2 separate regions of the Homo sapiens genome follow, and region 2 is linked to region 1. Evidence: chromatin loops called from intact Hi-C (ENCODE). Cell type or tissue: HepG2. All regions are shown on one strand. Each heading gives the region's core, and the rest is flanking DNA. Links, peaks and the distances in the headings are about the cores only. Region 1 holds the start of FOXN3-AS3 (FOXN3 antisense RNA 3). Region 2 overlaps FOXN3 (forkhead box N3).

Region 1 (12,795 bases), core at 2,295-10,294:
CTGTAATCACACGTTCCCAAAGCATAGAATGATGGGCCTTTGGGATGATTTCATCTCAGCACCTAATTTATAGATGAGGAAACTAAGACCCGGGGTGGGGAGTGAGCTGCATGTATGCCATGATTACTCAAGGCAGTGATGGTAGGTGCAGCCCAACCAGGTATGTGTTCTTATTACGGATGGGGTAACTTACTCTAGTCCGTGTCTGTATCCCCCAATGGGGGTCTTCCTTTTCGACCTTGGAGCACTTGACTTAGGCCATCATCCACACCCCACCCATCCCACAGGACCCAGCCCAAATCCCTTAACCCTGAAAACTCCTTCTCTGGTTTTTAAGTTTCCTAAAACTGGGAGTTGTGAGTCTCAGTCCTGGGTACCAGTATTGGAGCTGTAGGGCAGTGGGCAGTGAACTATGGATAATGTTTTTGCAAATAAGGTCTTACTGAAGCCCAGCCACGTTTATCTGTTTACATTGATGGTTGCTTTTGTGCTATGATGGCAGAGTTGGGTTGTTGCAACAGAGACCATGTGACCTACAGAGACTATAGAATGTACTTTGAGAAGCCGTTGGACCTGGCCATGCATTAGAGGACCTGGTAACAGAAAGAGAAGTTGTTTAAGAAAAGTTTACTAACCCCTATTACAGAGGAACCAGTTGATGTTAAACCTCTAAAGCCAGACAATCTCAGGCCTACCATGACATTTATGAGCTTCTGCTAGAAAGGTTGGGGTCAATGAGGGTATAGCAGAGGGGAGAGAGGTGGCTTATGCAGTCCATTCCTCCAGATACAGTCGCGCGTTGCATAATAGCGAGAATAAGTTTTGAGAAATACGTCGTTAGGCAATTGCATCATCATGAGAACATCACAAAGTATATGTACACAAACCCAGTTAGTATATGTTTATATACATATTTTTTCATATGGAAAATCAAATGATCCCACACCATTACTGAATATCAATTACTTCTCCTACTTGATCTGCATTGCCAGTGTCAACTGCTGTTTATCAGGTTTCTAGCTCTCTCTCTCTCTCTTTTTTTTTTTTGAGATGGAGTTTCACTCTTGTTTCCCAGGCTGGAGTGCAGTGGCACGATCTCGGCTCACCGCAACCTTCGCCTCCCAGGTTGAAGCGATTCTCTTGCCTCAGGCTCCCAAGTAGCTGGGATTACAGGTGCATGCCACCGTGCCCGGCTAATTTTTTGTATTTTTAGTTGAGATGGTGTCTCACCATGTTGGCCAGGCTGGTCTTGAACTCCTGACCTCAGATGATCCACCCGCTTCAGCCTCCTGAAGTGTTGGGATTACAGGCGTGAGCCACCACGCCCTGCTCTATCTCCTTTTTTTAAGAAAGAGACAGGGTCTTGCTCTGTTGCCCAGGTTGGGGTGCAGTGGCACAATCATAGCTCACTGTAACCTCAACTCCTGGGCTCAAGCAGCAGTCTAGCTAATTTTTATTTGTATTTTTTGTAGACATGGGGTCTCACTGTATTGCCCAGGCTGGTCTCAGACTCCCGGACTCATGCTGTCCTTCTGCCTTGGCCTCCTAAAGTGCTGGGATTACAGGTGTGAGCCGCTAACTGGCCTCAGAGTACATTCGGGAGCTGTCCTCCTTTCTCCGTCTCATTGCTGCCCACCTGAACCAACACCCATGGTCATCTTGGTCCTGGACCGTCATATCAGTTCTCTGCAGGTGCTCTTGCCACTTCCAGCCCATTTATTTCTCACACAGCAGCAACTTCCTTTCTTCTAACTCATGGCTTATTCTGTTTCCTTCCTAGCAGGTATTACAGTCTGTCATAATCTTGCTTATTTATTTCTTTACTTACTGTGTTTTTTCCCATCTATAATCCAAGCTTCAGGAGGTCGGTCTCCTTTTTGTATTGTTTTGTATTCACAAGTGGACCCTTCATGGTGCCTGGCATGTAGTAGGCACCACAGGAATGAATGAATGAATGCATGAGCGTATGAATGAAGGAATGAATGAAGGTGGGTAGTGTTAGAAGCACCCTCCAAAATGGTGTGTCAGAAACATCAAAAGCTATTGTTTCAAGATCACCAACACACACCCAGCTCCCCACTCCATTTCGTTTTCAGTTTTTGTCTTGTTTTAATATCTCATCAGCTTTACAGGGTTACAATTGTCTTAAATATTTCTGAAGTGTAAATATCATCTGCATAATAAGGTTGTTATAAAATGTAAACTTTCTGTGTTGTTTTAATTTAATTTAATTTAATTATTATTATTATATATTTTTTTGAGATCGAGTCTCGCTCTGCCGCCCAGGCTGGAGTGCAATGGCACGATTTTGGCTCACTGCAACCTCCGCCTCCAGGGTTCAAGTGATTCTCCCGCCTCAGCCTCCCAAGTAGCTGGGATTACAGGCACCCTCCATCATGCCTGGCTAATTTTTGTATTTTTGTAGAGATGGGGTTTTATCATGTTGGCCAGGCTGGTCTTGAACTCCTGACCTCAGGTGATCTGTCCACCTCGGCCTCCCAAAGTGCTGGGATTACAGGTGTGAGCCACCATGCCTGGCCTGTCTTAATTTTAAAGTCTAAAAATCATACTTTTTTTTTTTTGGTCCTTTTTTCTTTTTTCTTTTTTTTTCTTTTCATACCTGAATGTTCTGCACAAACTGAAATTGTTACAGGCTATCCCTCCCTGGCCAGGGCAGAACAGGCCTGGGCAGAGGTGGTGCCTGCTCCACTTTGACATGGGGCCTGCCTCCTTATCCCCGTTCTTTAGGCACTGCCCCAGAGCCACGTGTAAGTCCCCCACTGTTGCTAATAGGGGGCTTTCTTCCTCACAAGTGGTGAGAAGGGGGAAAAAACACAACCAGACACTACTGTCCTAGATCAGTGGATACCAAACTTTGTTGACCCGGCTTCCCAGTAAGAAGTGTATGTTACTTGGTGATCAGTAAACATGTATATACACAACTATGCAAATACAAATTTCACTATATGTTACTGCAGATATATGGTAGTCCATTCTATTTGGTTCTAGTTTGTTACATTCTGTTCCATTAAAACAGTGCTGCTTATGATCCATTCCGTTCATTTCATGACCCATGAATGTATCTGGCCCACGGTTTGAATAACAATGTTTAAAGTATAGGCTGGGCGTAGTGGCTCATGCCTGTATTTCCAGCACTTTGGGAGGCCAAGGCAGACGGATCACCTGAGGTCAGGAGTTCGAGACCAGCCTGGCCAATATGGCGAAACCCCGTCTCTACTAAAAATACAAAAAAAAAAGAAAATAGTCGGGCATAGTGGCGGGCACCTGTAATCCCAGCCTCTCGGGAGACTGAGGCGGGAGAATCGCTTGAACCCGGGAGGCGGAGGTTGCAGTGAGCTGAGATTGCGCCACTGCATTCCAGCCTGGGCACGACAGAGTGAGACTCCATTTCCACAAAAAGAAAAAAAAAAATTACTTTTTTTTTTTTTTTTTACATTTTTGCTAACCATTTCTTCCTACAATATGGGCTCTTGTTTGCTTTTCTTTTTGTGCATTGATTTTTTATTTTTAATAGAGAGTTGATTTTTATTCCCCCAGGTGGTTTTTAATTTTAAAAGAAACTTGGGCTCATCCATAATTTTTTTTACTCATTTTTCCATGTAATTTTTCTCAGTTTTTTTTCTGGGGGTGTTAGTGTATATATACACACAAAAATGTGAGTGTGAATACACACGCATACTTTCCTATAAATGAATATTCTTCGCTTATTATTTTGAATTCCCCGACACTTAATGGTGTGTGGCCCTCACAGTTATTTATTTATTTATTTATTTATTTTTTGAGACGGAGTCTCACTCTGTCACCCAGGCTGGAGTGCAATGGCACGATCTCAGCTCACTGCAACCTCTGCCTCCTGGGTTCAAGAGATTATCCTGCTTCAGCCTCTTAAGTAGCTGGGATTACAGGCACCCACCACAAAACCCAGCTAATTATGGTATTTTTAGTAGAGATGGGGTTTCACCATGTTAGTCAGGCTGGTTTCGAACTCCTGACCTCAGGTGATCCACCCACCTCGGCCTCCCAAAGTGCTGGGATTACAGGCATGAGCCACCGCACCTGGCCTATTTCTTTTCTTTTTTTTTTTTTTTTTTAATAAAAAGCACTCCACGGCCGGGCGCAGTGGCTCACGCCTGTAATCCCAGCACTTTGGGGAGGCCAAGGTGGGCGGATCACTTCAGGTTAGGAGTTTGAGACCAGCCTGGCCAACATGGAGAAACCCTGTCTCTCCTAAAAGTACAGAAATTAGCCGGGCGTGGTGGCGGGTGCCTGTAATCCCAGCTACTCAGGAGGCTGAGGCAGGAGAGGCTTGAACCTGGGAGGCGGAGATTGCAATGAGCCAAGATTGTGCCACTGCGCTCCAGCCTGGGCAACAAGAGCGAGACTCTGTCTAAGAAAAAACAAACAAAAAAAACCAAACAAAAAAAGCATTCCATATTCTTGTCTTCAGATGAGATGCAGATATTTTTCTAAGAAAGCTCCAACTCTCAAACTTACTACACAACTATAATCAAGTTATAGCCTTCTCTCTCCTATTAGAAACATTAAATGTAATTTTTCCTGGCCTAAGAAACTTGAGCATTCTATCCTTTGCATATTTCCATTTTTAAAGTTTTCAAGTAAACCATTTTACTACTCCAAACTGTTACATGAAACCCAAGAAAATGCTTGAAAATGCAGGAGTTCAAGACCAGCCTGGCCAACATGGTGAAACCCCATCTCTTTCCTTAAAAAAAAAAAGTTAGCCAGGCATGGTGATGCACGCCTGTAATACCAACTACTTGGTAGGCTGAGGCACGAGAATCACTTGAACCTGGGAGGGTGAGGTTGCAGTGAGCCGATATCACATCACTGCACTCCATCCTGGGTGACAGAATGAGACTGTCTCAAAAAAAAAATTTTTTTTGGGAGATGGCCACAATGAACTGACCAAGTATGGAATTAAACCTCAGCTTGATGTTGACAGTGCAGAGACCTGGGCAAAAGACTTTCAGCAGCCAGGTAGTCATGAGTCAGTGATAGTAGCTTCCCTAGCAAGGGAGAAGTCCCAGTAGTGAGTGTGGGGTGTGGGGTTCATAGAAAGCAGATGCAGGGAGTGATGAAAATAGAGGGGGAGCTGAGAATGTCAAAAAGCTCTTCCCAGTGAATTTGTTGAGCCAGGACCACCACTGCATTCAAATAGATGATCATTTTATCTTCACTCGTCCCATCTGTTTGCTGGAGGCCCTTCCCACCGCTGCTGTTGGAGATGAAAATCAATCAGATATGGTTCAATGAAAGACATTGTAAGCCAGTTTCATTGTCTTTCTTGTGTCCAAAAGGAGATTTTCATGATGCTGTCTGCCATTTATTGAGTACCTGTAGGTAGGGCCGCTACTGAAGGTGTTTTATATTATGCCATCTCTGAGCCTCCCAGCTATCTCTAAGTGGGTCACTGTTTTACCAGTGAGGAAGCAAGACTTCCCATGGCGCTGTGATTTGTGCAGGGCCACTCAGGAAACGTCTGTGTGGCTCCAGATCACCTGTTCTTACTATTCTTCAGCCTGCCTCTCTGCATCTGGATCAATTACCTTGTGAATGTCCTGCACAGTCCTGGGGGTTTATTCTGCTTAGCTTTTGTTTTTATTTTTATGTATTTATTTGTTTTGAGATGGCGTTTCACTGTTCTTGCCCCAGCTGGAGTGCAAATGGTGCGATCTCCGCTCGCTGCAGCTTCTGGCTCCTGGGTTCAATCTGCTTAGCTTTTAAATGGTAGCATACATTAATATGGGTATACAAGGGTACAGTAAACAAACACTTAGGTTAGGATTAGGAGAAACCACGTTCTTGGCTTACGGTTATTTCCCTGAGAAGGCCAACCGGTTGTCCTTCATTTCTTTGTCATATTATTTTTGTAGCGTTAAGATTAAATGGTCCCACCCTGAAAGCCACCATGATGAGAACAAAAGCCATTGGGTTTCCAGAATTGAGACAATATCATTGCAGAAATGTTTGGGTCACATGTCAGCCATGGCCCTCAGTGTAGCTATTGCTGGTTTGGAGCCTTGGGTGCAAGGGATCAGAAAGGCAGGTCCCACTGGCCCAGGGCTCCACCGGGAGCCTTTGATGGAATCAGGCCAGACCCCTACTGTTGACAGGATTTGGTGGTTTGTTTTATGTTTTCCAAATTTGGTAGTTACCTGTCTCCTGTCTTTCCCCCCAAACCTCTCCACTCCTTAGCTTTTGGCTTTCTTCTGCACAGCTCTTTTCCAAAGGAAGGGATGAAGCTTCCAGGGCAGATTATTGAGTGGCCCGCCTGATTTACTTGCAAAGTCTCACTGCTCCCCCTGAACTATTCTGGGTTTGAGAATGTGTGCGTGAAAGGAAAAAACACGTAGGAATGTTGAATTTTCCAAAGTTGAAATCTTTCAGGTCTTTAAACATCCGGTTGGTTAAACTGAGAACATTGATGTTTAAGCATAGAGTGTCCAGCCAGACTCTGACCTGTGTCTGGGGTCAGGCCTGCACGTGGGGGTGGGTGACTAGAGTGGTCAGAGGTTCCAGCCCCTGGCTGTGGTTTTGAGCAATTCTCCTATTCTCATTGCACCAGAAAGAGTTAATTCCAGTTGCACGGCTTGCTGATGTTGTTGATAATAAAGTATTTTAATGGGCTCTGTGAATAATGTTTGTAAGGAAACTACTCGGGTGAACTGATGATGAAACACAGATTTTTTTAAACTTTTAAAAAGATTTTAGGAGTAACTTGTTTTTACAGCTCCTTCAGTGGGATTTTCTTGGATTGTCCCCTTCCCCCATGTTAGTTAAACAGCTTCTTGTTTGCTTTCTAAATGTTGGAGGACAACATCAATCTTACTGTTGGCTGAAAGCAGGAGGTGGGCACGGGTTTATGTAATTTAACTTCTTTTCTCTGCAAATCAGTAAATATTTACAAATGACCTTATCAAACAGTTTGGGTACATTCGGTCACTTGAAAGTGTGCGGCCAGAGGAACGATTGCCCGTCGGCCTGCTGCCAGTTCCGGGGGGCCTCAAAGGAAGGACTTACATTTTTAAAAATAGGCTGTCCATAGACCAAACGCTTCACAGGAAGTGGGCCTCACAGGAAGCCTCCCTCTCTCCACAGAACGGTTTTAGAAAATTTGCATTTTAAAGTTTGACTTCTAAAGATTCAACTCTTAATGGCTGGAGTCGATTGCTGGGAACTGAGGAATCCAAAAAATAAATAGTGGATTCTGAGTTGGGCTTTACCATTGCTGCCTGAGTTCTTTTGTTGCTTAGGGAAGGTAATTACAGAATTCTATTCCAAGAGTAAATGTCATTCTTTTGTGAGTAAGCTGGAAAGAAACAAGGGGATTACTTTTCTGTTTTTATAAAATGATCCCGATGTCATATGGTTTTAAAACATAACTAAATTTCTGGAGCAGAGATGGACTTTTGGGGGTGTCTCGGCCCTCTTTTTTTTTTCCCCAAACTTTAGAAATCTGACACAGTTAAATTCATTTTTAGAAGAGAATGCACGTGTTCTTCAATGTTGACGCTGAAAAACAATGAGATTCTCATTTTATTGGTAGTTTGGGTATGAAAATTGTAATATTGTTGTATCACCATAACCTGGTAATAATATGTTCATTTTGCCTATCAAACATAATACAAGTAAGATTGAAGTGCATTTTATGGAGTTCTACTGTCAGTATAATATTTAAGGCTGGCAAACAGTCAACAAATGAGAAGCTTTTAAAAATAAAGAAGTGATAATAGCTATACATCTACTTATTGCAAAGTACTTAATAATTCTCTATTAATGCCTTTGTATTTTAATTTTCTTTGCAGAGTATTGGGAAAGGGTCGTTGTGGTGCATAGACCCAGAGTATAGACAAAATCTAATTCAGGCTTTGAAAAAGACACCTTATCACCCACACCCACACGTGTTCAATACACCTCCCACCTGTCCTCAGGCATATCAAAGGTAAGCAATTCAGACTTCTTTTTTTTGGTCTACTGAAATGGCATTATTTTGGCAGAGACCTGCGCGGAAATTAATTTAATAGGCCGTACGAGATTTTAAAAATAACTGCAGGTAAATGAGAAAGAAATTAAGTATTATTAGGAGGCATATCCACTGTTGTATTTCCTACAAACCTTACCGCTGCTGCAGCGTCAGAGGAATGTGCTTCCAGAAGGCTTCATGGTGGGTGAAATCATGTCTTCCTGGGTAGAAACATTTACAAAGAAAAGTCGACAGCTTTCACATCTCGGTGTGTGTCATGTTTTGTTGGGATAAAAGTACAGGAACGAGTCAAGCAGGCAACTCCATCATCCCCTCATCTGGCCGGTCTCTGCAGACATTCAGTGGAGGCTCACTCAGTTGTCCCCACTGTTGTCTTTCGCAGTCTCCATGTAGACGGTGCTCCCAGGTGACCATTTTGTTGTGGTTACTTGGTCTTTGCTTCTTCAAGGAGAACAGTAGAAACAATAGAGACATTTTATCCTCCTCACATGCCCATTTGTTTGAGACAGTAAGGTCATGGGTACCATTTTTACAAATATATCATTGGAAGGGAGGGTAAGTAGCCTGTCACTTTTTTAAAAAGTGTCTTAATGTTAGATTCCAAAAGAGAGCCAAATAATCAGAACCAAATTTTTAAGATCAATTTTTATGAATACATAGTACTTGAATTTGAAGTGCATTCCTCAGTTCTACAAAAAAATATTTAAAAATGTATAGAAATGTTTCTATCGTAACCACCTAGTTAAGAGGAATTATCCTTGGACTGCAAGTTGAGGTTAATTAGGGATGGCATGATGTCATAGACTTCAGGAATTTTACAGTCCACTTCTTTGCAGATTCTTTTCCTAGTCTGCTGTTTGTTCTGCAGGAGGGAGCACAAAGTGATCTTCTGAAATAGCATTAATGAAGTTCTTCTGCATCTCAGTTGAGAAGCATTCCATCACAGGCCCTAGACAATCAGTCTTCAGCAAGAGACAGGGAGGAACAGCTGGGCTCTCTGAGAAGACTGCTGTATGTCTGCCTTTGCTAGGCGATTAGCGTGATGGTACCCATAGCAACTGGAGCGTCTCCATAGTAACGCGTAGCCGAGACAGGTGCAGTTGCATCACAAGGCTGTTTGTTGCCTGGCAAAAGGACAGGCCATTAGTACTTAGATATACACTGTTGCCTTAGAAACAAATAACCTTACATAGCAACTACAGTTGATTTGAAAGGTTTGGTGTGTGGGGGGGAAGGTTGTAGCAGCTTTTGTCTGTGTTCATAAAAATCAGTGGAAGCATACTTTATTCGAAATGACAACTTGAGGTCATATAGCTGTAGGAGAGAAAGTGGGATTTTCCAAAGCAGCCCAGCCAACATAGTAGACATGTCCAGAAGGACAGAGCCATATGCTTGGTTTTCTCCTTGTGGCCATAGCCACTCCCCAAATGGAAGAGAACCAGGATTGGAGTGGAGAATTGCCGATGTACAAGGTTGGTGAAGGAGGACGTGACACTAATTATTGAAATATTTCCCAGATTCTCATGTTTCTTTGTCATTCTACCCCCACCCCCCGACTCTCCAAGCTGCATGGAATACCCTTCTCTGGGTTTTCCACTCTGCACCTCAGAAGTATTTCATCTCCCTTTGCTTCTAGGAAGTTAAGAACATGAGTGTTACTCACTGGGTCATGTCATTGGTTCCTTTAGACCAGTATTTTGTTGCCAAATGTGACCCCGAGGGAAACACAGTAATTATTTAATAATTCGAAGGATTATAGAGGAGCTCTGGGGGTTGGAACAGGAATGCATATTCAGGCGAGAGGCATTCTGAGCTGGCCTTAGCTTAATGACTTCATTTGATTTTTAATATAGACATAAAAATGCAGATGAACCAGAGCTTTTGTAATGAAAATCATTTCCGAAGGAATATTTCAGACCCCACTCCGTCACCTCCAGCCTTTATCCCCAGTTGACTGAGGGGGGAAAAAAAACCAGTTTCTGCTTCTGCCCATGCGGTGCTTAGATTTCACCTCCACAGAGGTCACTGGCGGTGGAGGGAGATGACAGATGAGATTCTAGTCTGCCTCTTCCATGCCTTAAGTCCATGAGAACAAGTCACTTTCTCTTTCCTGGGGACTGTCATCCCTTCATCTGAAAGCTGAGAGTTTGCTTCAGGATCCTCTAGTGTGTGAAATTGCACTGAAGCCACTGAACACTGGGTAATTGTACAATATTTCTGTGTCTTAACAGTGATGTGGCATTTGGTTCAATTCTAAGCCATCAGGCCACTTGTTGACATGACCTAGAGAAGATGGAAGTGAAACACCGAGTCATTAAACAGGGACCCCAAAATGCCGAATTGACGTGATCTGGCTGGGTCCACTGTGATGCGGGGAATCACCCGTCAGCCCCTTGCTGGATCGCTGTGAGGGGTACCTGGGAAGTGCTTGGCTTTCATGGGGCTGGTACTTAGCATCCTGAAGAAGATGGTGATTATACTAGATGGGCGGTTATTGCTAGGACTTGCAGGTGTGCTTGGCAAATGTCACTCTGAACTGAGCTGCAGGTGGCTGGAAATGCTGCGGGAAAAGCGAGACATTTGAGAGCACTGCCCAGACCTTGCTCACATCCAAATACCATGCTAAATATTGAGATGTGTAGACCCGTGCCTCTGTTTTCCTTTTTTGCTTTTTTTTGAGACGGAGTCTTGCTCTCTCTCCAGGCTGGAGTGCAGCGGTGCAATCTTGGCTCACTGCAACCTCCGCCTCCTGGGTTCAAGGGATTCTTCTGCCTCAGCCGCCTGAGAGTAGCTGGGACTACAGGCAGGCGCCACCACACCCAGCTAATTTTTGTATTTTTCGTAGAGATGGGGTTTTACCTTGTTGGCCAGGCTGGTCTCAATCTCTTGAACTCATGATCCGCCCGCCTCGGCCTCCCAAAGTGCTGGGATTACAGGCGTGAGCCACCGCGCCCGGCCCATGCCTCTGTTTTCTAAAGTGCCCTTTTGAATGTATGTTAGGATGTTCTTCCACACCTGCTTTGTTGATACCAAATTTGTGAATTGTTTTTAATCGAAGTGCAGAGCTCAGCGTGGAGTACTTCAAACCAAGTGACTTAAACAACAGAAACTTACTGTCTCAAGGTTCTGGAGGCTGGAAGTCCGAGACCAATGTGTCGGCAGGGTTGGTTCCTTCTGTGGGCTGTGAGGGAGGGTCTGTTCCACCCCTCTCTCCTAGCTTCTGGTGGTTTACTGGCATTTTGCTGGAATGCTTTTGGCCTTCCTTGGCCTGTCGAAACATCACTCTGATTTCTGCCTTCACCTTCACTTGGCATTCGTTTTCTCCATGTGGTGTCTATGTCCAAATTTTCCCTTCTTGTAAGGACACACTGGTCGTATTGGCTTAGAGGCCCATCTTTCTCCCGTAATAATTCATCCTATTTAACTAATTACATTTTCAATGGCCCTGTTCCCAAATAAGGTCATGTTCAGATGTACTGGGGGCTAGATCTTCAATGTAGGAATTTTGGGGAGGCATAAATCACCCCATAGCAACCCTTTTCTTAAGGGAGACATTTTGCTGATGAATATATGGAGAAGCAGAAAGTAAGGAAATATTTAAAGAACAAAATGGTGGGGTGGGGGGCAGGGGTGTCAAAGGGATTCGCCTGAAGTTGCTCCTAGTAGCCAAAGCTGGGACGGTGATGAGCAGCAAAATAAATAACATAGTGTTGGATTATAACTGGAAATATAAAATAAATACCTATGAGTCCAGACTGATAGAAATAAATGATTGAATAAATAAACAAACAAATAAATGAGAGAAGAGACACAATTCCCATTCAGAGGGTTCCAAATGCTTGATGTAGCTCTTTCTCCACTGAAAGAGGTGGGACGGAACTCTCCACTCCTGGAATGGCTGCACTTAATGACCTACTTCTAAAGATGAGAGCATGGAAAAGGTTGGAAAAGGGAGTTTGGAGTGGACAAACCTGGTGAACAGTATGCCACAGGTGATGAAAGTACCATCCTCAGTGATGTGATGTTGATACCGGGTACCTCTCGTAGGACATCATAAATTTGGCACTTCAGCTTTGTGGTCTTTCTCCCCAAACTCATAACCCCTGTCTAGTCATGGGAAAAACATCAAACAATGATTTTGTCCTTCAGCAGGGACATTCTACAAAAATAACTTGATCCTCACTCCTCAAAGCCCCAAGGTCATCAGAAACAGGGAAAGTCTTAGAATCTATTACAGACCAGAGGAGACTAAGAAGACATGATGAGCAAATGTGTCCTATGATGTCCTGGATGGGATCCTGGAACAGAAAAAGGACATTAGGGGAAAATGTGCAAAATATGAATTAACTGTGCAGTTTAGTTAATAGTAATAGTAGTATGCTGCATGTTTATAGCAGCACAATTTGCTGCTGCAAAGATATGGAACCAACCTAAATGCCCATCAACCTATGAGTAGATAAGGAAAATGTGGTATATATACACCATGGAATACTACTCAGCCATAAAAAGGAACAAAATAATGTCTTTTGCAGCAATTTAAATGCAGCTGGAGGCCATTATTCTTTTCTTTTATTTTTTGAGACAGGGTCTCACTCTGTCGCCAGGCTGGAGTGCAGTGCCGCGATCTCGGCTCACTGCGATCTCTGCCGCTCAGGTTCAAGTGATTCTCCTGCTTCAGCCTCCCGAGTAGCTGGGATTACAGGCACCTACCATGAAGCCCTGCTAATTTTTGTGGTTTTTAGTAGAGACGGGGTTTCACCATCTTGGCC
Region 2 (12,795 bases), core at 1,866-9,865, 140 kb after region 1:
GGGGCTGACATTCATGGGAACACATGTGCAAACACAAAGTTAGAAGCTCTGAGCATCTCCAATAATGCCTTTATTAGTCCGTTTTCACACTGCTATAAAGACATACCTGACGTTGGGTAATTTATAAAGTAAAGAGGTTTAACTGACTCACAGTTCCACATGGCTGGAGGGTTCAGGAAACTTACAATGGTGGCAGACGGCAAAGGGGAAGCAAGGCATGTCTTACATGGAAGCAGGAGGGAGACAGAAGGGGAAGTGCCACACTTTTAAACCATCAGATCTCGTGAGAACTCACTGTCACGAGATGGGGACATCCACCCCCATGATCCAGTCACCTCCCACCACCTCCCTCCCCTGACATGTGGGGATTACAATTCGACATGAGATTTGGGTGGTGATACAGAGCCAAACCATATCAGTGCCTGTCAAGTATTAAGCAGGAATTTCTTAGGGGAAGAAGGGAGTTGACAAAGATGCAGGATTGAGAATAACAATCTGTTAAATAAAAGGAGAAAATAAGAATAAATGAGCTTTGCTTATGGAAGACCTTGGAAGGTTAGGGAAAGTCTTAGCGGGTGCTGAATTGAGAATAGAGTTTGTGTATAGAAACAAAGGCTTCCTACGTTGGTTCCTAATGCCACAAAACGTACAATAGAAGTAGGGTCATAATGGTGACTGTTCAGTCCAGACCTCTCATTTCACAGATGAGGAAAGCAAGACCCAGAAAGTCTCTTTTGAGTCACTTTCCCTAGAAAAGCAGCCCCACATGTCCACAGCCAGACGTGTGCAAGGAGGCTCACTACAGCATTCTTTATAAAAGCCAAAGATTGGAAACAACCTAAAATGTTCATGACCAGGGAAATGTTGAAATAGATTGAATTTCAGCAATGAAAAGGCATGAGCCATATCCCTCTTGAATAGAAGACAAAACTTATCATTGAATGAAAAAAGCAAGCTGTAGAACAATGTATACGTTTGTCTTCACATGTGTAAAACACACACAAACTTAATACTCAATTGTTTTGAAAGACACAGATGCTCATCTTCATAGAAAAAAGCTCAGGACAGGTGCACACCAAGGTTGTAAGGTTACCTTTAGGGAAAAGGCAAGGGAATAGGATTGGGTGACCTCTCTTGTGATGACCTGAGTTTTAAAATAAGCAGTTGTAGTCTTGTATTAATCTTGTGATTAATTAAAAATCACATGATTAAAAAGGAATGCTCCATTGACTTGTCCGATCATAGTCACTGAATTAGTTGAAAAGGCAAGTCTAGGACCAGTCAAGTCTTCTGGATCCCAATCCCCACCCACACACCCAAATATTACACAGATAGGTGCAGGCATGGCGGAGAGGGGCCCAGGGGGAATTAAGGGCTTTGTAACCAGCAGTGAATTGCCAAGGAATCCCAGGAACCATAAAAATGTCAGTGAGTGAAACCGGGTTTTGCTAAAAGAGTATGTGTTTTTCAAAAAAGATTCCAATTTCTAATGGCATTAGTATTCCAAGCAGCTGAATCCCAGGCTGGAAAAAGGTACAAATGATGATTGCTCATTAGCAAATAGAATACAGATGTTCGGTTCATTTTGCCTGAGTGCACCAGCACCTCAGGGAGCCACCAGCATAGCGAGCCAGGCCCGGCAGCAGTGCTGCAGGCTCAGCATTGGGGAGGGCTCCCACAAACAGGAGGGAAGTGGGTCACTGCAAAGCTGGCGGGGACTGGACTTTGTTCCTTCCCTTTGGTAGTTTGTTGGGACCCATGGGTGGGCATGGGAAGCTGACATTTCCAAAGGAACTACCAAGACTATTTTAAATATAATTTTTAATTGTGCTTTTAAAGAAGATGTAATTCTTCACCACCTCCCTATGAACTAGGGTGCATGGTCCCCTTTGGAGAGGAAACTGAAGCTCAGAGAAGTGAAGTGGGTTGCCCAAAAGCACACAGCAAGTGAATGAAATGGCGAATTAGAACCCAGATGTGTTTGGCTCCAGGACTCTGAGTCTTTGGCACTCTTCTTACTAGCAGCTAGGCGTGGCAGAGGTGAAGAACACATAAAAACATTTTGAGGCCAGGCGTGGTGGCTCATGCCTGTAATCCCAGCACTTTGGGAGGCCAAGACAGTAAGGATTGCTTGAGCCCAGGAGTTCAAGACCAGCTTGGGCAACATAGAGAGACCCCATCTCTACAAAAAGGAAAAAAATAGCCATGTGTGGTGGCAGGTGCCTGTAGTCCCAGCTACTTGGGAGGCTGCAATGCGACAGGAGGATTGCTTGTGCCCAGGAGGTCCAGGCTGCAGTGAGCTGTGATCGCAGCACTGCACTCCAGCCTCGATGACAGAGTGAGACCCTGTCTCAAAAACGAACCAAAAAAACATTTTGAGATCTCACACCCTTGTCATTTTCCTAAAACAACTGTTTCTTTTTTGAGCAGCTTCCAGATTTACATACCCCGTTTACCCAGGATCCTCCTAAAAGAGAAATTAAAGAGTTATCTTCAACAGAATCAGCACAGCATAGGGCCAGGCTGGGGGAAGGGCAGATATAGAGAATAAGAAGATGCCATTTCCACACTCCTTGCCCTCAAGAAGCATCTGGCCTGGTTGTAGGGTAATAAAAATGGAAAATCAGATGGCTGTGGAAGGTTTTGATGACAGCCACACGCAGCAGGGAACAATGAGGATTGTGGATTGTGGAAGGTGGATTTTCATTAAGGGGTGGGAACAGTTTTCTTAGGAAGAAAGTCTGGGGAAGTGATTCTAGATGGGTGGCATCATGGATAAAACCGTCTAAGACCAAACCTGGCCTGAGGTCAGTGAGAACCTGGCTGGGGGACATTTGGTTCAGCAAGGGCCACAAGCCATTGGGCTTTGAATGCTGGAGAGCAGAGTTGGACCATCTTGAAGGATGGAGAAGAGCCTACAGAAGCTTAGAAGGAAAAAGGGGCCTGAGTGTGGTCCCATGAGGAGAGTGGGATAGCAGGGAGGGAGACTGAGGCAGGGAGACCTGTTGGAAGGTAGTTCCAGAGGTTCTGGCACTAAATGTTGGGCACCCGGGTTAGGTTGTGGGAGAGTGGCTTAGATGCATTCTGAATGCATCTATTCTATGATGGTGTTATAAACTCCTTACCTGCCGAGACATTTTCCCCTTTGACCTATGCCTTACAGCTGATTCTGCCTTGGGTAAACATTTGGGTTTTTGTGTTTATCTGTTTTTTCTTTTTTATCAAGCAGGGATGATGGAAAGTTTGTACCCGATTAGAGCATAAAGCCTTTTATTGCTGGAATGATTCCTCCTTGAGCTACCTCCTCCCTCCCAGCCCCTACCCTACACCTGTGTGCGTGTCCACAGGAAGTCCTCTGTAAGTGCCTGTTAACCAACTTTCCTATCACTAGGATACATCAGCCTAGGCACCTGTAGCCCCATAGGGCACTGGACTGCTCAGCTTAACTCTTTGCTCCTGGGCACAAATGGTCACTTCTGACTTTTGATGAGAAAAGGTAGGCATTCCTCTAGAACAACACTTGGCAAATTAATATACTTTATCAGGAGGTCACTGAGGTTCTTTTCTTAAGAATATGCTGGCTTGTCTTTAAGGTGAGATGAAGAGTTTTAGATACAAGGAGCCATTTCATTATTCCGTCATCTGCCCAGCTGTTAAGATTTTAAGATAGCAAGTCATCAAATTTTCAGCTGTCTTGCCGCCGCCGCCAGACGCAGGAATGTTGCTGTAGGTCTCTTGGGCCAACAAATTCTCCTGACTGCCACACTGCAGAAATTGCACAGAAGAGCCACTTTTCTTCTGCATTTCATCTGATGGGGATTCACAACTGGAGACATGCCATATGAAAAACAAAACCAGCTTCCAGAAACAACTGACTTTGACTTCTTGTTCTAAAGACTGAGAGTTTTTCTGCCACTTTCACCAAGTCCCCACCTTCTTTAAACGGGTAGAATTCAATGTGGTCGGATGCATTTTGCCTCAGGGGTATAAAATTAATTTAGAAATGACATTTTAAATAGTGGAAGCCTTTTATATAATGATGTGAAAATTATTCTGCTTTTGAAAATCAAAATCAAACATGAAACAGTATGTCTCTCTGTAAAGAAGTCAGATATCTTGTTGGGATATTACTTTGGCTTTCTGCCAAAAAAAAAAAAATCTCTATTCTCCTAACTCTGAAGAAATGAAGCAAAAAAGATATTTGAGGAAGGAGGAGGGGATTGTGATTGTTTTATTGAGACTAGAATCCAGATTTGCAAAGCAGCACTTCTTTTTTTTAACTCTAACCCAGACAAAAAAAAAAAAATTGGGTTCCTTCCCCAAATAGAATCTCTAAACTGTATCTAATGAAACTTGAATAACTAGTTTGGATTTTAAAAGACAGAAGACCCTGCCCATTGCTGACTGCAGTTTAATTATGTAATAAACCAACCAATCCTGTTTTTGTCTGGTTTAGACGCCTTGCAAAATATTTTCCATAGAATATACTACCCTCGCCTAATGTACCTTCTCCCTTTTCTTGTTAACCATCTGATGGTAAATTCTTTTAATTCTGCTTATTTAAAGCACTTGGCTTGCCTCACCTTACCCGGTAATAGTTTTATAGTCAGAAGCAGCATCTGGCCTGATGATAAGAATCAGAAAATGGAATTGTATTACTCCCAAGGAGCTAGTTGTAGCCTGTGCTTTTTCTTTCAAGAAAATACTCTGCTTAGATAGAAGGCATTCACATTACGTGGTCCCCACTGGGCTGAGAAAAAAACAGTCTGACAAAGTGCAGAAAATATGGTTAGCTCCCTCAAAGTCGAGCCACTTCCAGGGTCGATGCCAGTGAAAGGAAACTTGGGTAGAGTGGGTCAGCATGAAGTGCCTGCCCTGGAAAAGGGTCCTTTCCATCTCTCCCTCTTTTCACGGCCGTAATTGAGTGAAGACTATCACCAACTTGACTTACAAAAGCTGCTGTTTGCTTCCTTCTTGTGCCCCAAAGTAAACAAAATAGGCAGGTTCCTGATTCGGAGTGAGTGGCATGGAGCCCAGGCCTTTGTTTGCTGTTAAGTTGTCGGGGCAGCGGAGCAAATAGATGTGAAGAGATTAACCAAACAAGAAGGCCTGGCAAGGGTGACCCTTTCTGTCCAGCCAAGGGAGTGCAGTCATCCGCACGGTGCAGGAGGCAGGGACCTGGTCTCTAGTAGGGACTTGCACGTACAAACCTGGTCCTCTTTCAACATCGGGTGGAGCTGAGGATGACGGAGCTTGCTTCACAGATGATAGAATCCATTTTAGAGGTTTAGTCCAACCCCCTTCTTTTACAGATAAGGAAACAGTGGCCATCCGAAACCTGCCCAGACTGGTTGGTAGGTATTTTAAACAAACAAACAAAAAAGATATATCATCAAAGTTGAGAGAGAAGGCACACTGAATTATTTGTTCATCTTTGGGAACTTTGTAACTTCTTCCAGAACATTTTGCCACTTTTTTTTGTTTGCATATTGCCCCAAGAGACTTAGTTTTTAAACTCTTTAAAGATCCGTGAGAAAACTCATTGAGTAAAGACCCATCTGTCAACAATGTACATGGTAATATTATCTTTGTTACTGTTACAGTGAGTATAAAATTTAGAAGAAACAATAGCTTAATAAATTATTAGGTATAGCCTTAAGCAACTGCACCACAATTTTTGATATTTGTATGCCTTCTTTAAGAAACATAGTTGTCAAATTTCCTCTGGGGTGGGGGCAGTCTTACTGCCTCCCCCAGGACAAATGGGAAAGGGCCTTATTTATTACCTCTCTTCAGTATTTTCCACACAGGGTGGGCTGAAAGGCTCATGTCCTCAAACCAGTAGCTAGCCAAAAACAAATACTTAAGTTTTACTTATCTGTATATTTCAGCTGTCTCCCAAAACAGAGAGGTGACTTATAATGATAAGGTGCAAGAAACAATGGAATCAGCCATCCTTAAGGTAGGGTTTTGAAACAGTAGCTATATGTTTCAAAAAGGGGAGAGAGGGACAGTCACTCTGCAGGGTCTAAGGAAACTAGAGTGACCGATTCAAAACCCATCTTCGAGTTTCCTAGCAGCTAAGGCAAAAAGAGAAATATGGTACACACAGCTCTTATTTCTGGTATAAGTACACATACCAGTGAAGTGCCTGCCTCTAAGAATGAGCCCCTGTCTTGGGGCTTTCAATGAGTAAGGTAAGAAATGTCTTTAACAGAATTTAATGTAGTTACGAAGGTTCCACAGATACCCTTTTCTTATGAGGCCCTTGGTGAAAGGCAAGGATTCAGAGCTGAACTGAGGTTGTCTCCAGGCAATGCTGTATGGAAGGTTGGGGGAGAGATGGGCAGCAGGTGTGTGGTCACATTCTATCCATCTGCTCTGACACTTCCCTGTGCCTGGGAAGGATGTTGGACGGGGAGGCCTTAGCTGGCAGCCAGGAGCATGCCCAGATGGTATCTCTATGTCCAGAAAAACAAAATGAGGAAATTCCCCCTCCCTCTACTAACCTTGTAAAACTGCAGAGGCCTGGTCTGCCTTTGAGTGGCTTTTTGAAATTGTCAACTTAAAAGACCTGAGTTTTTTATAACGTATCTCTTTAGCAACAATGAGCTCCAGAAAGTAACTGCTCCTTAGCGGTGTCAAACCTGATCCTCATTAAACCAGCAGAGCCCTCCTGGAGGCAAACAGCTCTTTGGGCCCTCCAGACATGGAGGATTTTAATGATGTGCCTGGTTCTGTGGTCTGAGATACAGAAGTGATAAGTAGTTTAAGGGGTTGAGGCAGAAAGGGAGGCAATACAAAGAATTAAGTATTTACAAAATTGTTGGAAGGGCCAAAGGAGGGGGACCCAGGCCAGCCTTTCAGAAATGATTTCCAGAATCCTAAGGAGCCAGCCACCAGGCAGGCTGCCATCGCCGGATCTGTGTGGTCAGGAACACACCTCATGGCTGTGACCCAGAGCCCACTGCCACCCCTGCAACTGCCTCTTGACACCCAGGCACTGGAGAATGGGCACTGGGAGGTCACGGCAGGAAAACCCAGCCTTTCTGCAGCATTGCAGGCCACTCACACAGCCAAAGGGGGCCTCACCTCACCTCAGCCTGACTTCATCTAATTGGCAGAACTGAATTTACCCCCAGAACCCCAGCTGCAAGGAAGTCTGGAAGATGAAGACTGTAGCTTCCCAACCTCCGCAGTTTGAAGGAGCAATCCACAGTGCCCCCAACACACGATCCTTGTGAATTGTGAGATTCTGATAACATAACACTGGCCAAAGAACATGTCTTATTCTATTCCAGCTGCCATAACAAAATACCACAGACTAGGTGGCTTAAACAACAGAAATGTATTGTCTCACAGTTCTGGAGGCTGGAAGTCCAGGATCAAGGTCCAGCAGGGTATGGTTTCTGGTGTACAGACTTTCACGTCTGGCTGTATCATCACCTACCCTTTTTTTCTGTGCTTGTGTGGAGAGGGAAGAGGAGATCTCTCTTATGTGGTCACTACTTATGCTACTCTTATAGGGCCACGAATCCCATCATGAAGAACATGACCTCCTCTAACTCTATCACCTCCCAAAGGGCCCTATCTTCAAATACCATCAAATTGGAGGTTAGGGATTCAATGTATGAATTTTAGGGAGACATAAACATTCAGTCCCTAGCAGAACACATCTTCCTGTTATAGCAAATATTTCAGGATCATCCCAGACCAAAGGATCATAATGCTTCCTTTTAGCAAGGGGAGAGAATTTCGTTCTGTTCTGTTGATGCTCTCTGGGGTGAGACTCAACCTAATGATGAGTGAATCTGAAGCCAGTGCTACCCCTTTCTGTATAATCCACTCCTAAAAGAATTGGATAAAAGCTATGGACCCTTTCCAGAAACATGCACAAATTCCCAGTGTCTACATGTACTTTCTGCAGGTTTAAGTCTTCCTGTGGACTGACCACCTACCCCAGATCCCTCTTTGTAGCCTGTTTCCTGTTCTTTCTTCAGTATAAGCGACTCTTTGCTCCTCCAGAAACTGCTTTTGTTTGGGTGGTCATCAGCAAGCCATGGTACTGTTGATCAGGTCCCAGGACACTAATGAGATTCAGTGGTTGGAGTTGAGAACTTTCTGTCCACATCCAGAGAGAGAATTGGTTTCTACAGTTGCATACACTGAAGCTCTGATTAGGATCTTTCCTATTACCTTTAGTTAATAAACATGACCAAGATAACTTGGCCACTTTGGAACATGAAGATTGTGATAAAAATGAATTTACTTGCAAAGCTTAATCTCCAAAATTGCTTTGAATCTGGGCTCAGGTCCCTCCAGAAGTAAAAACTGCACAGTGAAACGTGTAGAGTGACATCAGCTGGCTTGGGTGGGACACAGTATATTCTAGTTGAAAGGTAATGAAACTTTTTAAAGAATTGGATGAATTAACATCTTTATGTGAAATGGAATCAATACAATAAATCCACTATGGCTTTGTTAGCTATTCTCTTTTGTTTTTTGGTTTTTGCAACATGTCTAGATGGAGAAAATAAGCTGCCAGAGAGTGGAGAAATGTAAAAATTAATTGTGTTCTGTAGTCCAAACTGTATAGTTTCTTTGGAGAATAAAATAAAGCAAAATGAAGTGAGCCGAATTTGCCACTCAGCAGATGCCAGGATTTTACCCTGTCGATGGAGTGTTTCACTTTGATAACCTGTCTGATGAACCACCCAAGGAAGGGGCTGACTCGATAGCACCTCTGTTTTTAACCCTTTCCATTACTGGGTGCTGAGGTTGTCCTTACACTGACAAATAACTAAATGAAATGTGCAGTCTACAACCAAAATGTAACTAAAATAGGAAATGATGGTCTTTAAATACGTGGCTTGTTTGTGTTAATTAATGCTGCAAATGACACTTAGGGATAAATATAGTAGAGGCTGATTTACTGAGCAGCAAAGCAAAACTCTAGAGAATCAGGGCTTTTATTTAAATAGAGTATTTGAGTGACAACAGTATGTGTCTTAGTCCATTCTCGCATTGCTGTAAAGAAATACCTGAGACTGGGTAATTTATAAAGAAAAGAGGTTTAATTGGCTTACGGTTCTGCAGGCTGTACAGGAAGCATGGAGGCACGTGCTCAGCTTCTGGGGAGGCCACAGAAAACTTACAATCATGGAGGAAGGTAAAGGGAGAGCTGGCATTTCATAGGAGGGTGAGAGGGGCGGGGGCAGGCGCCACACACATTTAAACAACCAGATCTTGTGAGAACTCCATTGCAAGAGCAGCACCAAAGGGATGGTGCTGAACCATTCATGGAAGATCCACCTCCATGATCCAGGTACCTCTTGCCAGGCCCCACCTCCAACACTGGGGATTACAACTGAACATGAGATTTGGTGGGGACACCGATCCAAACCGTATCAGTATGCTAGGTGCTGTGTCAAGCCACAGTTCTGGGACTGTGAAAAGTAGGCACATATTTTGCAAAATACTTGTGTAGCATGGAATTGGAGTTTCTCAGCCAAGTAAGTACATGAAATGTTCCAATAAATAATGTAAAACATGAAGAATTTCCCACCGAAAAGTTTCTCCTTATCTGTTAACAATGGTGGAATGAAGTTCATCAGTGCATCCGCATTGGTATATCATGCAGTGACTTTATATTGAGATGCAAATGCACTAGGCCCAATTAAATACCGTTGTTGTGATGTATTTAGACTTGTTCCTTTGTGTTGTTTTACTGAACCAAAAGGAAATAGTCATATTTCTTAGTAGTGACATGCCTAGAAAAGGAGTAAAGCAATTATTCTTTTCTTTAAACTCTAGTTTTGGCCATCTCTGAATAGTGGGTAAGTTTTGCTTTTCTGAATAAAGAAGTGTTTACAAATATAGAGAACATCATTCACTCCCAGGTTCTATTCAAGAAAAGCATATTGGTAAAAACTGTATTTCTCAGGGCCATTTATTCAAAGCCCATGCCTTCAAGCAGGAATCGTCACTCCGCTGTGTAAATGTTGTGGTGTGACATTGTCTGCTATTTATCTGAAACTGTTTATGTCACACTTTGGAATTTTCTGTTCCTCCTTTCAGCCGGGAAGGAATTAGCTGGTGCTCCAATATCTCTCAAATTTTTCTAGTGTTGGCTAAGGATTTGAAATATCATTGGAAAAATATTGGCCATTCGTCAGGGTTATTGAATACCTATTGGGGAAAGGTAAAGGAGCAGAAGCTCCTAATACGTAAAGGAATGGGAGAGGCACAGATTAGCTGCCTGGGCTTTGTGTTGGAAGCAAGAACTGGAATTAACGTGGCCGCCAGATAAGGTGGTAACTACAGCTGGTTCTGTGAGTTCCTCACCCCTGTGATTTTATCATCACATTTGTTTATATCATTCATATATATGGAATATCCAGTGAGTCCGAAGTGTTTTAGAGTAACAAAAAGTTTATTCTTCCAAATATCCGTGGAAGGTAGGTGAGTACCTCATTTTATTTTAGTGTGTTTGTCGTTGCGTGGTTAGGAAATGAGGCCTTTGAGAGGACTTGTCTAATGTTGTTAAAAAAGAAAAACTGGGAGATCTTCTGTGTTTCTCTGGAAGGCATCACTGGGATGTAGCTTCTTTGATGTTTAAGAGACAGGTGGAGGGGTCGAGCAGATTGTGGCTCAAGACCCTGGTTGAACCTGGCTCCTGTCTCAGCCTCCATCCAGCCCGCTAATTCAAGTAGATCTTTTTCACACTGTTCATCAGTAAGATGATTTCAGAGGGTCTCTTTTAGCTCAAAAATTCTATTATTCTGTGCTTAGAACTGAGAGAGTCTGTCTATATGAAAATCCAGGCAGGTTGCATTTCCCCACAGACAGTTCAGTCTATATAATGGTTTGGGCTGTAGGAGCTCGAGATATTGCTAGGTGGGGCCAATTATAAGGTATAATAGTATAATAAGTCAGCATTTTTAAAGTGAAAGAGTCTCTGTAGCAATCTTACAAAATACTAAAGTGGAAAAATGATCAGAAATTGATCTTTTCAACTTGGTGATTCCATGGATAGACAGTAGATGCACATCATCACTGGCATATTAATTTGAGTCGTTGCTTTTGCCTTTTCCCCAGTAAAAAGCCCTGGCTAGTCTGTGTCTATTTAAAGAAGTAAAATGCTACTCAGTGAAAAATGATAATTAGTAAACCCTAAACAGATTGAAGTTCCCCAGGGAATAAGCGCGGATGCCTGACCTCAGAAGTTGCAAAGGGACCCTGGCTGCCCATCATTGTCACGCCAATGGGTAGGGCCCGTACCCGCCTTTTTTTGTACTTCCCAGCATGTAGGCCAGCCTGCCACAAGAGGTCAATTTGGATACTGTGGTCACATTTTAAAAAGAGAACTATAATTATGACCTCTCATTATGTACAGTGATGCCTGCTGAGTTAAAGATAATGGCACTCCCTGCCTGAAAGTATCAGTTAATTGCCTGCAGGGGTCAGAAGGGTGCTCATGTCTGTCCCCTCCCGCATAGACTCCCCCAACCCCAACCAGGCATGCACTGAAGGCAGACACACTTGGGCCTGCTGTGCTTCTCACGCTGTTTAAGCACCAGGTTTAACCACTGTTTAACACTGATTATAGTGGAAGGTCAAGTTTAACTCATCTGCAAGAGGGAAATAAAACTTCAATGAGCTTAGACCTAGCCTGTCTTCCCTGATGGCATTCTTGGAGCACAGTGTCACCTGGAGCTCCATGTTATGGGCCCTGTCTTTGTTGACAAAGGGTACATTCCACATCTGGTACAGTACGTTTAGTATATTTTGCTACCATTTTTTCCCCATTAAAACTTTTTACTGTAGAGTATTTCAAATATATCACAAAAAACAGAATCATGAACCCTTGTATACTTTTCACCCAGCAGTCATCAATCCTGGCCAAGTTTATTTCATCTGCCCCTGTCCCACTTTCCACCACCTCCTTCACCCCCAAGTAATGAGGATTTTGGAGCAAATCCTCAGTTATCATATAATTTCTTCTGTATGTATTTCATTACGTATTTCAATAATTTACAGATTCTTAAACATACAACTATAGTAATATCAATAGCACACCTTATAGTGTTAACAGTTCCTTAGTATTTATCCCATCGGTGTTTGTATTTCCCCAAAAGCTTATAATTTTTTAGCCAGTTGTTTTTTTTTTAATCTAGACTCAAATAAAGTTCCATACGTTGTAACTGATGGATGTGTCCCTTAGGTCTCCTTTAAGCTGGAGGAGTTGTGTTGTTTTGTTTTGTTTTGCTTTATTTTGTTTTGTTTGAGATAGAGTTTTGCTCTTTTTGCCCAGGCTGGAGTGCAGTGGTGCGTCTCGGCTCACTGCAACCTGCACCTCCCGGGTTCAAGCGATCCTGCTGCCTCAGCCTCCCAAGTAGTGGGGATTACAGGTGCCTGCTACCATGAGTTCTCCTTCCATATTTATCTACCACTGTCTTTTTCTCTTGCCGCTACTGCTACTACTATTGTTGTTCTTATTGTTAAAGAAGAGATTGAATTGTTGGCTTAAAAACAGATACTCATTTTTATTTCCCCTCTGCTCCCCTCTAAATCTCTTCCCCTAAACATTTTATGGCCACACTGTCCTTTGGCATAGTCAAAGTCTGAAGGCTCCCAGGCACGGCTTAGGCTTAAAGCAAGCTTAGTTTAAAAAAAGAAGAAAAAAAAGTCGAAACTCTTTCTAGAAGAATGTTGAAAGGATGAGAGAAAACCGCAGGCATGATGGCAGTTACGGTGGTTGATTTTTCCTTCTCTGTTTTCCAGTTTTCTTTGTTT

What was found. Peaks named below come from ENCODE experiments on the same cell type or tissue, not always from the same donor. Only the 100,000 strongest peaks of a DNase experiment are listed, where the experiment ranks them.
Region 2: a loop joins it to region 1, with 2.0 times the contacts of the local background. A loop is called at or near these places in 1 of 110 quality-filtered maps.

What each region holds. Positions count from the first base shown.
Region 1 is chr14:89,345,861-89,358,655 of GRCh38, reverse strand. FOXN3 (forkhead box N3) reads left to right here. Exons shown (of 6, transcript NM_005197.4): 3 at 7,848-7,984. FOXN3-AS3 (FOXN3 antisense RNA 3) reads right to left here and starts at 8,369. Exons shown (of 2, transcript NR_188029.1): 1 at 8,163-8,369. RefSeq lists enhancers at 4,885-4,984, 5,326-6,041 and a silencer at 7,191-7,240. In HepG2, for the core only: no CTCF peak of the experiment used is centred there; DNase peaks (open chromatin) are centred at 6,505 and 6,935.
Region 2 is chr14:89,206,711-89,219,505 of GRCh38, reverse strand. All of the region lies in intron 4 of FOXN3 (forkhead box N3), which reads left to right. Among named protein-coding and RNA genes, the nearest start is that of FOXN3-AS3, 140 kb to the left of the region's middle. In HepG2, for the core only: a CTCF peak has its summit at 5,131; DNase peaks (open chromatin) are centred at 5,075 and 7,385.